2 separate regions of the Mus musculus genome follow, and region 2 is linked to region 1. Evidence: chromatin contacts called from ENCODE Hi-C or POLR2A ChIA-PET data. All regions are on one chromosome and are shown on one strand. The core of a region is the stretch at or near the end of the contact, and the rest is flanking DNA. Distances in the headings are between cores, read along the strand shown.

The links. Hi-C counts contacts between places; a loop is a spot of excess contacts on that map. ChIA-PET counts read pairs that join two places held with the same protein, here RNA polymerase II (POLR2A).
Region 2: a map of left cerebral cortex shows a loop between it and region 1 (6-fold over the local background). The contact joins the promoter of Rnf169 here to the promoter of Spcs2 in region 1. A Hi-C loop is called at or near these places in 1 of 37 maps with a recorded cell type or tissue (left cerebral cortex). POLR2A ChIA-PET finds 5 or more read pairs at or near these places in 3 of 5 experiments (Patski and embryonic stem cell).

Annotation. Positions count from the first base shown.
Region 1 is chr7:99,856,692-99,862,628 of GRCm38, forward strand. Spcs2 (signal peptidase complex subunit 2 homolog (S. cerevisiae)) reads right to left here and starts at 2,192. Exons shown (of 5, transcript NM_025668.3): 1 at 2,073-2,192. The coding sequence starts at 2,186. Xrra1 (X-ray radiation resistance associated 1) reads left to right here and starts at 2,527. Exons shown (of 19, transcript NM_001164258.1): 1 at 2,527-2,539; 2 at 5,599-5,666.
Region 2 is chr7:99,977,885-99,983,821 of GRCm38, forward strand. Rnf169 (ring finger protein 169) reads right to left here and starts at 2,574. Exons shown (of 6, transcript NM_175388.3): 1 at 2,088-2,574. The coding sequence starts at 2,550.

The DNA.
Region 1 (5,937 bases), core at 942-3,441:
TGTCTCAGCGAAATTCAGGGCTATAAGCACTCACTCTACGACTACACAGATCAGTATAGAGAAACCCTCACAGGAAACCGGAAACACCCAAATGGGCAGGACACAGAGACCAACAGGTGCACCAGACGCGGGAGGAACTCAGAGAGGGAACAATTCAAAGTTAGCAGAAAGGAGGTTTTTCCAGGAAAAAGGACCTTAAACAGCTCTGGACCATTTTCACTCTTCTGTCTTTCATTTCATGGTTGAATATGAGGTGGGGAGGTATGGTGGAAATGCCTATGATTGCACATTAGGCAGGCAGAGGCAGAAAGACCAACCTGGATTACACAGTAAGGCCCTGTATCAACAAAACAAAATGAAGACTCTTCCAAATGTCCCTCTGTGAGAACACTCTACCTTTCTGATATCCCAGTTGGAGAATCTTGTCATTCTGTTTTTATACAGATCTTAACATTACCAGTATTATATAATTTGATCTTTATAATGAGCCTATAATGAGAATACCTACAATGCTTATTGTGGTAAAGAAATACAAGTTCAGTAATGAGCAGTCATCCAGGGCTTTTTATGCTACACTAGAATTCAAACTTACCCTTCTAAGAAATCCTATATATTAGTGTATAGTATATACTATACACTATTATTGGGTCTAGTTCATTGAGCTATGTAAATAACCTTCCTCAAGTCACTTTATATAGTCTCTTTACATTCCACTCCTAAGTAACTTTCTCCAGTCTAACCCTACCTTTCACTAAGTTTACTTAAACCCTTCTAGTAAGCCTACTAAGAAATCTTAAGCACTATCATATTCTTTCCTCAAGAAAGACTTGAGGACCAGACAGATGGCTCAAGGCTTACAAGCCGAGTTTGGTCCCTGGATCCTGCACAAAGCCAGTTCCAGTCCAGGCCAGCTTAGCTACACAGCAAGACCCTGTCTCAAACTTGACTCTAAGGACCCTCCAAAAGACAAGGGGAACTGGGGACGTGGGTCAGTGGTGGAGTGCTGCCTACCATGTAGGAAGCTACACAAATGCGGGATGATCAGGCATCCATCTCTTAAGCCCTAGCCATCTGTTCCACACAGAGGAGTAATAGAGCATTTCGATTAAAATGTTTCAAGAAAAGTGGTTTACTATATGAAAGCACCATGCTTCACCCTCATCACATCAGCTGGGAAGGACAACCCTGGAAGGGGGCCAGAAGGTATGCTGGACTAAACCCCTCATTCTACAGAATAAGGAAGGCAATAAGGAGAACAGGCACATTTTAGGACACAGAGCTAGAGGCAAAACTAATGCCAGGCCCGTTTTTCAGGCAACTGTCTCTTGCAAGTTGCTGTGCAAGGGGCAAGATGGTCAATCCAGGAGCAGCGTTCCTCCCCTGACTCTTTCCTTTAAGCCCTTATGGACAAGGACGTGAAATTCTTTAGAAATTGTGTAGGCAGAGTGGAAAGCAGTCAGCTGGTACAGACAGAAAAGGCCACGCAGGGGAAGAGAAAGGCAGGGAACCCAAGAGGGACAAAGAATCTTAAGGCTTCCTATCAGACCAGCAAGGGAAGTCAACATACGAATATTTCATTATTTGACATATCATGAAAAAATTAAAAGAAACCAAAAAAAAAAAAAAAACCCTTAAAAACTTTAAAGGCCAAGGAACTCTTTGGGCTCTGTAGCAACACGCGAGGATGATGGTGGAAGGGTTTGGGGAATACTGACTTCGAGGAGATTCTTTCAATTTCTTTAGAAGTTCCATTTTCCACGTTGATGTTATGGGCATTTTCAAGAGTGGCCCTCCTAGCACAATAGAAACGTGATCATTATGGTGAAATATTGCCATAATTACGAGAAGCTGCGGTGGCGGTTAGGGACCAGCAGCACTTGCTTAAAGAGACGACTAAAGGGAAGGATTGTTTTCCAACGTGTAGAGAGGGCAAGTTACAAGTGTGCGTTCGTGTGCTACGGAGGAGCGCTCAAGGAGCCACAGAAAATAAGGGGGTGGGGATGGGAAGCTGGGCTCACCAGCTCCTGGGCATTCCCCGGGCTCTAGATTGTCCCCAGGACTAAGCTCCTCACCTTATCCAACAAACCACTGCGGCTGCTGCTTGTCCCGCAGCTGGGGCCGCCGCCAGCCCCACTACTGCCTCCGCCACCGCCGCTTCTCCCACCCTGCGACGCCGACGCTGCCATCTTGTCTCCCTCCGTGTCTCCCTCCCATACGACTTGTCCGAAGCCGATTGGCTGAAGCTGCTCATGTGATAGGCAGCGCAGAGCCCATCGGGATCCGTAGTCTGGTGTGCTGATGAGGGCTGAAAGAGGCCGCGGGGCTTGACGGGACTTGTAGTTAGAATCTGCCGTCGCCGGTTGCCGCCTCCGTTGCTAGCCACATCCTCGCGGTTACTAAGGAGTGGGTGGGGAAGGCTGTGGCAAGCGCCACCGTGGAGCGACTCCGAGATTCCCGTGAGGCTTGCAGGCGTGCACTCCGCCTGACAGGGACATCGCCTCCGCGGGCTCTTCGGAGGCGGAAACGACGCCGAAGGCAGGTGTGGCTGGAAACTTAATTTTGCTTGAATTATGAGTCTTTCCAGCCCCAGATGTTGTGTCCTAAGAAGGGAGGTAGAGCCTGCTCTTCACCCCTTTCTGTCCCTGAAGGTAGAATATCAGCTCGATTATTCTCTCCGAAGTAACCATAATCTCAGCTGTTAGTAATGTTTCCTGTAGAACTATCATTTATTGAGTGCCTACTGTGTGCTAGGCAGTGCCCTACATGCACTTACATCCACCCATTCTGTGTCTGTCTCAGGATAATGCTGTATAGACAAGAAAAGGAATTTTTCAGAAGCCAGAGAGCATAAGTCAGAACACACTTAAAACCAACTTTTTAGTTTTTTAAACTTAAAAGCATGTTTCCAGTTTGACAATGTGATTTTTATAAATATTGAGAGAAAAAAATATTGAGCACCAAAAAAACTTGACACTGAAACTAAGGCATATAAGGAAAATAGACCTGGGATATCTCATAGTAATATCACTTTATGCCATATTACATTGCATTATTTAGTTTTTATACCTACATATTTTCCATATGTGTACAGATGATCCGCCAGATACTGAATTCGCTAGACATTTTGTTTTGTTTTTCTGAGACAGGGTCTCACCATTAGGTCTAGCTGTCCTGAAACTCACTGTGTAGACAAATTGGCTTCAAACTCCCAGAGATCCACCTACCTCTGACTCCTTAGTGCTGGAACCAAAGGTGTATAATACCATGCCCAGCCTCTGAATCGCTTAGCATGTACTCAGTCCTGTTCTACACACTTAGAATATACCTCTGAATGAAAGAGACAAAATGTTCTTGGCAAGGCTATGTTCACATGATCACTAAAGAATAGCAGATTAGATTTCATCCTCGATTAAGCAATTCCTGGCCACTCCAGTTGTAAGGGTCCAAAAATCACTGAAAGAAGACCCCAGGCTCAGAGAGTATACAAAAACAAAGAGCATTTATTCTGCAGAAACACCAGCATGCAGGGGCCAACCATTCTTTGAAATGGTGACCCCAGATAAACGCATGCAGGCCTTCTTATAGAGAACTGAGGGAACTCTCTAGAAGGATTAGGTGATCTAAAATTTCATTGGTAGGTGCTGGGGGTGGGGGTGGGGGGGGTCATAGGTGATCAGAAGTCTACATTCCCATGTCATGAGCATTCAATCGTGTGATGAAATAGGGCTGACCAGTGCAAATGGCCCATTCTGAGATCAGATATTTTCCTATTTTTGTGGTTATCTCCAGGCTGTTCTTTGGGAGAGGGTTTTCTGATCTTGTTCTGGATTTTATGGTCTGTTCCTAGAGCTGGTGCCTTATGACCTACTTTCTGGGACTTATGGTCTATTCCTGAAGCTGGTGTCTTATGGCTTTTTGGAAATCAAGCCTGGTCCTCAAAATGGAGACAAATGGGTGGGAAGTCCTTAAATGGGGACACATGGGGTTTCTATTGTCCTTTCACAGTTGTGTGTCTCATAACTTTTGGTTGTTACCACTCATCCCTCTTGTCACTTCTCTGTTTTTTTAGCACCCAGGTCTACTGGTACCCGCTCTGTGAACCTCCCTTGGTCCTTGCTTCTGCCTTCCTTGCAGACAAAGCAAAGTACGCCTGCAGCATTTTGCTTATGCATCTGTTTAGTTGAGGTAGCATTTATCAAGTGTCATCCTTCTGTAGGCCATGTCCTGTTTGAGATGCTGGAGATGAAGAGGTTACTGGAACCTAGGCTTGCCCTTGGAAGGCCTCAGCCCGGGGTGGGTGTAGTGGGGAACCGTCAGAAAAGCAGATCACTCTGATACATTGTAATCGAGTACCTCCATTAAGAAATAGGCCTGAAGGCTAGAGAGATGGCTCAGCAGTTAAGAAGGAGCACTTGGTATTTCTGCACAGGATTCCAGTTCAGTTCCTAGCATGCATTTGAAGGCTCACAACCATCTATAATTCCAGTTCCAAGTGATCCAGTGCCCTCTGTTATCGCCTGTGGGCATTGGGTGCACATGCACACATGTAGGCAAAACACATTAAATAAATTTTTTAAAAAAATGAAGAAGCTATCAAGAAATGAAGTGGGCCTGAGACGGTAGCAGAGGGTCAATCTGGGAACAGGGAGGTACAGGAAAAGAAACTGCCTGAATCACGATAAAGGCACAGGAAGGGAGTGTGCTGATGGCTGCCAATCAGGAGCATCAGTGCCTGTGTGGGGGTCCCATGTGGGGGTGATGCAGGCACACAGTTGTAGGAAAGAGACAAATAGACCAAAGATGCTGTGTGTTGGAGCTAGGAGGTACCAAAGTCAGCTTGACGTTAGCTTTCAAGTTTGAGAAAGGGTCCAGCGGTAGCTGAAGTTAACCCTTAAATCTGGACCTTGAACTTTCATTTTCTACCCTGAAGATAAGTTCATTCTCCTGCTGGGCGACATTCTAGAAAAATGTAACTAGGAGCTATGTCCCCTTCTGGGCCCTTTAGTTGCGTACCCATACCTTCCCATCTGTTATTATTCCTCATGCTGAGTTGGGATTCCTGTAATTATTTACGTCCTGGGTCATGCCTGAGATGGATTTATCCTTTGTGTTAAATGTATAGAGTTTATTTTTTCCCAGACTGGGTCTTCCCTTTCAGCTTTGACTTTTCTGCTTGGGCTCTGCAGAGATGTATTTCACTGAAATGACATTCTAGATGGCCCCTTCCTTTACCATTGGCCCTTTCTGTAGCCCGCTTAAACAATGCAGCTGCACTCTACTGTGCAACAGTGTAGCTCTTGTAAAGTTATGCCCATGTCTGTCTCTGTATCTTTTGGGTGTGCACAGGTGTGATATTCAGGATCAAGACCAGGGCCTTGAACAGACTGACTGCATTCCCTGCTCCCTGTCTCTTCATAGCTACCCCATCTTTTTCATGGAATTGCTTTCATTCTCTTATCCCCACTACACATGCCCTGACCCTTCTTCATACACAGTTTGGAGCATAAGGCTCCAATGATCCAAAATGTCGGATACAATTGCTAAGGTTCAAGAGTGCTTAACAATGGGCTAAAAGGAATTACATGATCTCTTTTACAGGTAAAGAGACAGGTAAAGAAACAAAAGCAAAAGGAAGGCAAAGAATCATTCCCGAGGTCAAAGATCAAGTAAGTACCAAATAGGCTTGTACCTACGCCCTAGTATCCTGGTGAATTGTGGGAGCCTTCCTAGTGGCTGCCATCTCTAGCATTTTCCTGACAGTGATTTACGCAGGCGCTCCCTGGCTAGCTGTCTGTCTCCTGGCTAGCTGATAGATTGGTTGATCTCCAGAGAGGTATCCTGAAAAACAAATCAACTGGTTTGTACCTGGTCACCTGCTCTTTTTTTTTTTTTTTTAAAAAAGAGAATTCTAGGCTCTGTGTCAGGTGTTAGGGTGTT
Region 2 (5,937 bases), core at 1,324-3,823, 120 kb after region 1:
TTATAGGCTTGCCCTAACACACTCAACATTGTATTTATTACATTTTTCTTTATTTATTTTGGGAGGTAGGTGCACATGCCACCACACACATGTGGAGATCAAAGGACAACTTTTCAGAGTCAGTTCTCTGCCCTCACTACGGAAGTCCTGAACTGAACTCACTGTTAGGTTGGCACTGCTGGTGACTTCTTGCTGCCCCCACCCCGTTGTTAAAGTTTTAATTAAAATAGATTGTGTATAACTTCAGTAAATACCTACCAATGCTAAAAGATAGTTTCCAAGCCCTACTCAGCAATTCCTTTTTTTTAAGTTTTGTTTTTTAAATGGCTTCCCATGATGCCAATAACCTTGAACTTCTGACCCTCCAGAGTCCACTTCCCAAATACTGAGATTCCAAGTTTGCATCACCATGACTGGCTCGGCAGTATTTTCTATTCTTCTAAAATTATTTAGCTGGACAAACATATGATTGCAATGATCCAAAAAGTAAATTTAGGGAAAATACTTTTCATTATGACCCACATATAACTGAAAGATACTAAGTAACTTAACAAGTCCTATGGATTCTCATTTTAGGTAAATGTCCTTAATCACTAATAGCCTATCCTTTATTTAAACAAATTTCTTTTAGTGGGAAAAGTTTACACAAATCAATAAGCAATGCATTCTTTCATAATTCAAATTTCAAGGTGGATGTTTCATAACAGCTCCAAGAGATATATAAAGAGAACTGCTATTCTATTTGACCATATAGTCAATGTAGTAGGGAGACCAGAGAAATTGCTTATATTTATAATCTCAGAAATTAAAGCAAGCTAAATTGAGAAAATCATATGGAATTGTACTTTCATCATAAGACAAGTTAGTTAATCTCTTTGGGCCTCAGTTTCACCTATAAAATAGAAATAAAGGTACAACCAAGAGCACTGTGATGGTTTTGGAAGGGATAACAAGAAACGCAGAAAGTAAAATGCAGAGCATCTCAGCCCTTAGACTGAAAAACAAGGTGTCTTTGGCAGGTGTCTCTGCTTGAACCAAAAATAGATGCATTCTGGACTCTACAGTTTCTAGGAACTGCACTTTCATATACACACAAAGCAATGCCTTCCTTCTGCTGAAAACGACGTAAGGCAGAATTCCTAACATAAAAGGGCTAGCAAATGGCTTTTCCTGATTCACGGTTCTTGAAAATCTCAGCTGTAGGTATGTTGCTTAGGCTTGCACCAAAGAAGCCTAGGTCTCGGTTCATGTTACAAACGGAATTTTCTATCTCAGACTTCAGCACCAACAAGTGATGGGCTGCCGACGGTGAGAAAGGCAAAGGAGTTCAGGCCAAGAGTCCTACAACAGACCTTTAAGTTGCCAGCATCATAGATGAAACTTACATAGAAAGACAGAAAACAGCCCCCAGCCAAACCAATCTTTGTCTCCAAAACTTAAATCCCACCCAGCTTTCTTCATCAAGCACCACTAACGTTTATGATTAGTATTATCACCAAAATAGATGGCATTTATCTCATCCTGTGTGGCAAGCTCTGCGCTAAGCATGCATATATATATATATTTTTTTTTTTTTTTTCCCAAGATAGCATGAGAAAGAACTTCACACGAGAGCTCATCCTCAAAACCCACTCTGCTCTCAAGTCTGCAAAGCTCCCCCTGAGCCTGGGATATCCCACACCTCATTCTCTCCAGCCCTGGAAGACACATCCCTCCTAGACCGCGCGACCCCAAGCCCTCTGCCCAACACTGAAACAAGCGCTGCTGGGATCCTCCAGGGCCCCTCCCCCTCCACGCACCAACTTCAACATGCCCCTAACTTGTTCCAGGAATTGTTTCCTTCCAAACTTCTGACTTACGCAAGGCGCGGGGTCCCCTCACTGCCCCTCCAAATTCAACACGCGTACAGTTCGCTCCAAAGTTCAACCTTCACCAACACATACTGCGCCTGGGCAGAACCCGGTCGCGACCCCAGCAGAACTCTCCACACCCGCGGCAGCAGAGCCCGGGACCCTCCACCCCGCTCACCAGGCCAGACCCGGCGGCTGGGCCTGGCTGAAGCCCACAGGGGCGAGGGGAGGCTCCACCTGGCTCCGCGAGCGGCTCCGGCTCCGGCCTGGGCCCCGAGGCAGCCGCGCCCCCGTCCCGGCGCGGGCGGCAGGGTTCTGGCTGTCCACGACGGGCGCGCTCGCCCATCAGCTCCGCGGCGGCCTGGCCGTCGTCGCGCGCCCGACGGCGGGCCCAGCCCGAACCGCGGGGACGGCAGCGACGGCAGCCCGGGCCCGCCGCGCGCGAGGCGCAGCCTCGGCACCGCGAGTGGCTGCACGGCAGGGCCGCCACTTCCCCCGGGGTCTCCAGGCACCCGGTGCAGCCCGACTCCTCCGGCCGTGGCGCTGACCGCAACACTAACAACGCGGGGCTGGAGGCCGGGCCCGGAGCCCCGGCTTTCGCTGCCGCCATCTCGTCACAGCGGCCCCTCCGGCCCCGCCGACTCAGAGCTGCCGCGGCCGCAGCGGAAGAAGCCCGAGTGCTCGGACCTGCCGCCGCCATCTTGTTTCCCGTTTGAAGGGAGAGTCGGTTGCGGTGGGAGAGGAGTAGAGGGCGGGGCAGTGCGCGGCGGACAGCTATCTGCATATTCATGAGGGGGCGGGAACCTAGTCCGCCTGGGGATATTTCTCCTAGGGCCTTTCGCTTAGCAGGAGGAGACTGCTTATTAATATTTAATGATTATTCTTTATATATCTGGTCTTTCAGCCCGCCCTCCTGTTTTTGTAGTTTCTAGCACTGAATCTTGAGAGACTGAAAGAATTTATTTGGAATTTTTGAGCGACCCTGAACTTTATAAAATGAACTATAAATATGAGCTATCCAGAAACTTGTCGAAGTACTTCATTTGGTAAGGGCTTTCTCCTCGGGGCCATAGCAGCTTGTTGTGATTAGCATGAGGCCTATCATGACCAAAAGTCTTGAGTGATTGTTGAAATAACAACCTGACCAGCCCTCATTTCAGCCCCTCTCTCTCCACATCCCTTTATGAAGTCCCCTCCCTTGGCTGGGGCAAAAAAAAAAAGCATACTTTATTACACAAACCCTGCTCCTCAGATTACTTCTGTGTTTGATACTTAAATGTAGATACTCTTGTGTAAGCTTGTGCCTTTTCTTTTCTCAGTCTATATGACTCCCTGGTCTCCTCTTTTCTTCCCCATGAAAGCCCACACTAATATCTGCAGTTCAGAGTTATTGAATTTATCATTATGGATATCTGCATGCTCCGTGCACAAACCTAATGTCTCCATCCTTTCAAAACAGCCCTTATTTCCCACATTCTATTCACAGAACCATCTCAAGGGTCCTCACGCTCCCAGCCCAGGCATCTTTAACTTATAGTCTTGTCATTTTCTGGCCAAAATGGCTCTATTTCCAGCCTGTTCCCACCCACTTCTTCATTCCATAAGCCCACTGCATGATTTCTTTCTCCTCATCTCTTCACCTAGCTGGCAGCTGTGACTTCTGCAAACTGACCTGCCATCACACAACCCCTCTTCCTATAAGCTTTGTCCCATGGATCTTAGAGTTCATTCCTACCGGCCAGCTCTGACCACATCATTCCTGTTTAAGCCAGGGAGAGGTGTTGAGACTTTGCTGTGATTTTCCTTTCTGGATACAGAGGATTTAGGAAAAAGAATGGCTCCCCCTGATGGAAAGATGACTGTACTACAACAAGTCTCGGGGTGTTGCCTATTTATTTATTTATTTGTTTGTTTGTTTGTTTATTATTTTTACCTTAAGGTGCATTTGGACCAAGATGTTATCTTTATGGAAAATCACAGGCTTTGTAAAGACATTATTTTTAAGCAACTGTATGTAGAAGAAAGCATCTAGAAGCTCCAGGTTGTCATGAGAGTGTCCACAGTTGGTGGTAACCGATTCAAAGCAGAGTGATTAATCCAAGTTGGGGTGGGGGGGACTGGAGCCTTAGGATGAGAACCTGGAAGTAAAGGACAGACAGCAACTGACAAAGGGTCAGTGAGTAACTAAACATCATGTCCAGAGAGTCAGAGGCCCAGCCTAAGGCCCAGACAGCCAGAATACTGCCAGACACAGAAGTGAGTTCTTGGATGGGCTGTCCTTTATCCGGGCACTTGCTCACTTCCTACCCAGGGACATTTTACCTGGTTCTGACAAGGAAGGCTTGTGGTACAGAGAGTATGCTAGCTAGTTTTCTGTCAACCTGACACAAGCTAGAGTCATCTGATAGGAGGGAGCCTTGGTTGAGACAGTGCCTCTATAAGATCAGGCTCTAGGCAAACCTGTAGAGCATTTTCTCAAGCAGTGAGTACAGCGGGAGAGCCTGGCCCTTTGTAAGTGGTATGACCCTGACCTGGTGGTCCTATAAGACAGCAGGCTGAGCAAGCTATGACGAGCAAGCCAGCAAGCAGCACTCTTCATGGCCTCTGCATCAGCTTCTGCATCTGGGTTCCTGACTTACTTCCTCAGTGGATTGTAGTTCAGGGTATGTAAGCCAAATAAACCCTTTCCTCTCAGAATTGCTTTTGGTCATGGTGTTTCATCACAGCGTGGTGAAACTTAGACAGGAAGCAGCCACCATTAGAAACAGTTGCTTCTTGTGAGCTGCTTACACAATAGGACTTCAGTCTGAAGGGCCTGTTCACTGCTAGCCTAGAACAGTGTAGCTTGCTTTCTTGGACACAAAGAGAAACAGAAATTTTTCTTTTCCACAGAGAAAAGTAAGCGATCTGAGTATCACTTGCCCAGATGCCAGCTCCGATCTTGTTCCTGGGCCTTTTCATTGGCTCCCTTCCTTCTTCCTGCCCTCGGTCTCCTCGGCTTTAAAATAAATGTCCTGGAATACAGCAGGCTCTCAGCCTGGGATGCACCACACAAGTGTGTGCATGTGGGCATATGACAGCCACGGTGCTGCCTCAGACTGATGCCAAAAGCTGAGATAAAGGATACCAGGATCTATGTCGTGCTCATTTTTAATGCTATAAGAATCTAACACTAGATTGTCAGGGAGACTGTTACAGTGGACACGTTCAACAGTCTCTTCTATCCCTCGAATTCAGAAGACCGAGTTCCCAGTTTCCAATTTTTTTCTCTCCTCTATGCTGTTGCCAAGGTAATCTTTCTAACACAGCAATGGTGACGAGGTGCAGGGGGTGGGGAGAGACAGATCTGTGGAGAGTTATTCATGAGGAGAACAGGAACAAGAAGATGGCTCTGAAGTTTCAGTTGACTGTGATCATGGTTGACAAGCCAGCAAAACAGAGCAACCAGGAAGGAGCACCAGCCTGAGAAGAGCACCAGCCTGAGAGGGGAGAAGGACTGAAGGCCGGCAGACATTTTGTTACATCGCATTTGCCACCATCATCTAAACCTCCACTCTGCTAAGAAACCCCTCATTCTGCGCCTCTCTGACGAGAGGAGGGAAGCTGGCGTAGGAAAGCATCTAACTGCTCCCTGCCTGGAGAAGCCAGGACTGGTCATAGGTCTTGGGCTCTACTCGCTTCCCACTTCTCTCAAAACTCTGCATCTTTGGTGAGTGGCAGATTTAGAGACAGATTTAGAATTGTTCATAGCAACAAAAACAGTGGGTATCCAACAGCAAGGGATGTTGGGTGGGAACTGGGGGAGGTGTGGTGTCCTTCCCTTGGTGATAGTAGCCACTGGATTGTTCCTGTGGTACCGGCTGCCCTTTCCAGTTGACCCAGTTTTTCCTTAAACCGTTCTCAGTTCCTGTCAACTGTGCTGTAATTCTTGTTGTTTTGAGGCATCATCCGAGACTGGTTGTTAAGGATGCTTCACAGGTTATGAAATGATACAACAAGGTTAGACCAATGGTCTAGAACAGAAAAAAAAGCCCAAACAGTGTAACTACCGTGGCAGGAATGGAGATTTTCTAAAGAGACAATTGTG